2 separate regions of the Homo sapiens genome follow, and region 2 is linked to region 1. Evidence: chromatin loops called from intact Hi-C (ENCODE). Cell type or tissue: heart right ventricle. All regions are shown on one strand.

Region 1 (2,500 bases):
CTGGGTATACAGTCAAAAGAAAGTAAACTGTTCTACCAAAAAAATAAGTGTACCTGTATGTTCATTGCAGCATGGTTCACAAAAGCAAAGACATGGATTCAACCCAGGTGCCTATCAACTCTGGATTGAGTAAAGAAAATATGGTACATATACACCATGGAATACTATGCAGCCATAAAAAGGAGCAAAATCAAGTCCTTTGTAGCAACATTGGATGAAGGTGGAGGCCATTATCCTAAGCAAACTACTGCAGAAACAGAAAACCAAATCTACATGTTCTCACTTATAAGTGGGAATGCACAACAAGTACACATGGACAGAAAGATGAGAGCAATAGATATTGGGAAATACAAGAGGTGAGAGGGAGGGAGGGAGGCAAGGGCTGAAAAACTATCTATTGGGTACTATGCTCACCCCCTCAGAGATAGATTCATTTACTCCAAACCTCAGCATCACACAATATACGTTTGTAACAAAATTGCATATGTACCCCTGAACCTGTAATAAAAGTTGAAGAAAAAAAAACCCAAAAAAAGTGTAAGACTTACATGCTGAGAACAAAAACATCACTGAAAGAAATTAAAGAAGATCTAAATAAACACACATTGATGAATCAAAAAGCCTAATATTAAGATGCTTGTTTTAAGTTTGTTTAATATACTTGGCATCTCAGCATCCATTTTTAGGTCTGATGTAAGTTATTTGAAACCCAGTTGTACTCCATCACCTTTGGCTTTTAAAATTTCTCCTCCCTTTGTGGTCGTTTCCAGTACAGCCTGCTTTTTCCTCATCCTACTGACTCAAAAACCCAACACAGCTCACAGCTGCTGGCTACAATAAATCCTAATGGTCAACACCAGAGTCACAAAAATAAGTTCCCCATTCAGCAGGTTTTTGTTAACTAATCAGTCTACAACTCCTGAGAGAAAGCCTAAAGGTTAATGCCTATGGAACTTAATGAAGGTATAGTACCACGAGTCCCCCTTCCCACTTTCTCCTCTCTCACCCTCCCCGCCTGCCCCCTTCTGCACTACACCTCTTGTTGGCTCCAGATGTCCCAACACCTCATAGGCACCCCTAACCTCTCTGGGACCTGTGAGTAATAAATTTCTTCTGTTTCACAAACTTTGGTTTCACTTTCTCATTGTGTCTCACCTGACAGACACACTTGAACCTAATTATCCCCCCAGTCAGGGCTCTCTTAGAGGGTGGCTATCTTAGCTTATAGCCACTGTCAAGAAAGAGACCCCAAGACCAAATTAGAAAAAATAAAACAAAACATAATAATAGAACTCACAACAATGGTACTACTCTCTGTCCTGTTTGGAGTCAGGTTCCAGCTCATGCTGAGGTCCGAAGCGAGTGGATGGACGAGCAGATAGCTGAAAGAACGCTGCGGGGGCTGTAGGCAGGTGAAAGGTTGTTTTATTCAGTAACTCTCTTAGCAGCAGCTCACTCACACTAGCTCTGTCACACTGTTCGCCTTGTCTTGGCTGCTTAGCCCGGCGGCTCCCACACACAGCTGCATGGCTGGCTCTCCCTTCAGGGTCAGCAGCTTAACTCTTTCTCTCTCTCTGTGGGTACAAGTGAGCAGAGCTGTGTTCTGGCTCCCTCCTGTCCATCTGCAAAGACGGACAGCTCTGGCTCTCTCTCTCCTTCTCTGGGCACAAGCGCACCTGTACAGTGTCAGCAGGTCAGTAATACCTTTTACAGACAATAGTGGCTTAGAGCCAAATGATGAGCCTTCTTATGTTATGGCTACATGGCTAAGATAACAAGTGGAGTTATATGCCTGTGCTGTAAACTCACTGAGTCACTCTAGATGTTTACCTCAGCCTATCCATGACCAAAGCACAGCCATGTTCTTTACACTCCCCAGATCTGAAAATTTAGTACAATCCCTATCAAAATCTCAAGTGTCTTTTTTTTTTTTTTTTTTTTTTTTGCGTAACTTGACAAGCTGATTCTAAAATCTATACGGAAAATCAATGTACACAGAAGAGTCAAAACAATTTTGAAAAAAAAGAACAACATTGGAGTACTCACACCCTAAGATTTACGGTCTTACTACAAAGCTACAATAATAGAGAAAGCCAACATTGCACTGTAGTTCCTATAGAGGGGTGAAGGGAGGGAGTGGGACATGGTGTGAGGATAGTCATATAGATCAACTGAACAGAATTCAGAGTCTAGAAATAACCTTTATATTTAGGTCAATTGATTTTCAACAAGAGTACAAAGAAAATACAATGGAATAATAGTCTTTTCAACAAATGGTGGTGGGACAACTGGGTATCTGCCTGCAAAAGGAAGGTGGACCCCTACATCACACCATATGTAAAAAGTAACTCAAAATGAATCAAAGACATAAATATAAGAGCTAAAACCATAAAACTCTTAGAAGGAAACATGCATGATCTTCATGACCTTGGATTAGACAATGACTTCATAGACATGAAACCAAAAGCACCAGCAAAAGTAGGAAACAAATAAGCTGGAC
Region 2 (2,500 bases), 340 kb before region 1:
GGGTGCAACTTCATCCTTTTTCATGTGGCAATCCAGTTGTCCCAGAACCATTTGTTGAAAAACCCATTCTGTCCCATTGTATTGTTTTGGCACCTTTGTCAAAAATCAGTTGACCATAAACATATGAATTTATTTCTGGACTTTCAATGTCATTCTGTTGATCAATGTATCTGTCCTTATGCCAGTACCACATAGTTTTGATTACTGCAAATTTGTGGTAAGTTTTGAAATCAAGAAGTGTAAATTCTCCAACTTCATTCTTTTCCAAGATTGTTTTGGTTATTCTGGGTCCCTTGCATTTCCACATGAATTTTGGAATCAGCTTGTCAGTTTTTCTAAAACAGGCAGCAGTGATTTTGATAGGCATTGTGCTGAATCTGTAGATCAGTTGGGGGAGTATTGCCACCTTAATATCGTATGTTTTCCAATCCATGGACATAGAATGCCTCTCTGTTTTTTAAAGTCTTTTTAATTTCTGTCAACAGTGTTTTGTAGTTTTCAGTATACAAGCCTTCAGACTTATTTTGTTAAATTTATTCCTAAGTATTTCATTATTTTTGAGGCTATTGTAAATGGAATGCCTAATGTTATTTTTGGATTACTCATTGATGCTGTATAGAAATACAGTTGATTTTTGTATATTGATCTTGTATCAATTACAAGGGTTCAGCAACATTGCTGAAATTGTTTATTATTTATTAGTTCTAATAGTTCCTTTGGTGGTTTCTTTTTTTTTTCTTTTTTTTTTTTTGAGATGGAGTTTCACTCTTGTCTCCCAGGCTGGTATACAATGGCGCAATCTCGGCTCACTGCAATCTATGCCTCCCAGGTTCAAGTGATTCTCCTGCTTCAGCCTCCTGAGTAGCTGAGATTACAGGCATGGACCACCACGCTCAGCTAATTTTTTGTATTTTTAGTAGAGACGGGGTTTCACCATGTTGGCCAGGCTGGTCTCAAACTCCTGACCTCAGGTGATCCACCTGCCTTCCGGTGGCTCACACCTCTAATCCCAGCACTTTGGGAGGCCGAGGCGGGTGGTGGCTTCTTTAGAATTTTTCTTTTCTTATTTTTAGGAACAGGATCTTGCTCTGTTGCCCAGGCTGGAATGCAGTAACACAATCACAGCTCACTGCAGCCTTGACTTCCCAGCTTCAAACAGTCCTCCCATCTCAGTCTCCTGAGTAGGGGGTACTACAGGCATGTGCCATGATGCCTGGCTAATTTTTTAATTTTTGTGTAGCGACGACTTTTGCTTTGTTGCCCAGGCCGGTAGAATGTTCTTTGTATTATTCATATCATTGGAAAATAAAGATAGCTTTACTTCTTCCTTTCCAATCAGGGTGCTTTTTATTTCATTTTCTTGCCCAATTTCCCTGGCTAGAACCTGCGGTACAATATCGAATAGGTGTGGTGAAAATGAACATCTTTGTCTTATTCCTGATTTTAGGGGGAAAATTTTCCATTTTTTACCATTTAGTGTGATGTTAGCTATGAGAGTTTTGTTGTTGTTGTTTTTTTGAGTCAAGGTCTCACTCGGTTGCCCAGGCTGGAGTACAGTGGCCCAATCATGGCTCATTGCAGCCTTGACCTCCTCAGGCTCAGGTGATCCTCCCACCTCAGGTTCCCGAGTAGCTGAGCCCAAATGTGCACACCCCCATGGCTGGCTAACTTTTGTGTTGTAGAGATGGGGTTTCACCACGTTGCCCAGGCTGGTCTCAAACTCCTGATTTCAAGCAATCCACCCGCCTTGGCCTCCCAAAGTGCTGGGATGAAAAGTGTGGCCCATAGCTGGCCAGGTGCGGGTTTTTCATCCCCGCGCCTGGCCAGCTATGGGTTTTCATAAATGCTCTATATTAGGTTAAGGAAGTTCCCTTCAATTTCTAGGTTTGTTTTTCTCATGAAAGGATATTGAATTTTTGGTGAATTTTTTTGTGTGTCTATTGAGATGGTCATGTGGGTTTTGCTTTTTATTCTATTGATATGGTGTAATTACATTTATTAATTTTCTTTTGTTGAATTGTCTTTCTTAAAAACCATAGTATATATAATTGTTTTGTAGTCTGTATCTGATATTTTTAGCATCTGAAATTGTTGCATTTGCTGTTTCTTTCTCAAGGATTCTAGTTTTCTTACATGTTTTGTGACTTTTGACTATAACTGAAGTTACTTGTAGAAATAATTTGAGATGAGGATGATGGTACCTTCCTCCAGAGAAGATATTTATTTGCCACTTACAAAACAGCAGGAAGTCTCCCTATCCAGGACCACCTCAAATCATACGAAAGCACTGAGATTTCCTGAACAGCCTAGGTGATTCAAAAGTGGCCTGTAATTTTGCACAAAAGCATTATAATTCACCCCCACTTCAAGGAAGGTTTCCTCTGACTCCTGTGTGTGGTATCTGTCCCCCTTACCCTGTTAGTTCTCTAAAAGGAAAGTTGGAGTGTTCTGTAATAGGAAAGTATACTAAAAAATGATATAGACCCTTACCTTATATCAT

What was found. Peaks named below come from ENCODE experiments on the same cell type or tissue, not always from the same donor. Only the 100,000 strongest peaks of a DNase experiment are listed, where the experiment ranks them.
Region 2: a loop joins it to region 1, with 2.5 times the contacts of the local background. A loop is called at or near these places in 6 of 110 quality-filtered maps.

The regions. Positions count from the first base shown.
Region 1 is chr18:35,729,385-35,731,884 of GRCh38, forward strand. It overlaps LOC105372064 (a long non-coding RNA gene), which reads right to left and starts at 1,472. Exons shown (of 5, transcript XR_935377.3): 1 at 1,298-1,472. In heart right ventricle, no CTCF peak of the experiment used is centred here; a DNase peak (open chromatin) is centred at 1,506; H3K4me3 peaks cover 738 bases; H3K27ac peaks cover 677 bases.
Region 2 is chr18:35,393,776-35,396,275 of GRCh38, forward strand. No RefSeq gene overlaps it. Among named protein-coding and RNA genes, the nearest start is that of ZNF396, 18 kb to the left of the region's middle. In heart right ventricle, no CTCF peak of the experiment used is centred here; no DNase peak of the experiment used is centred here.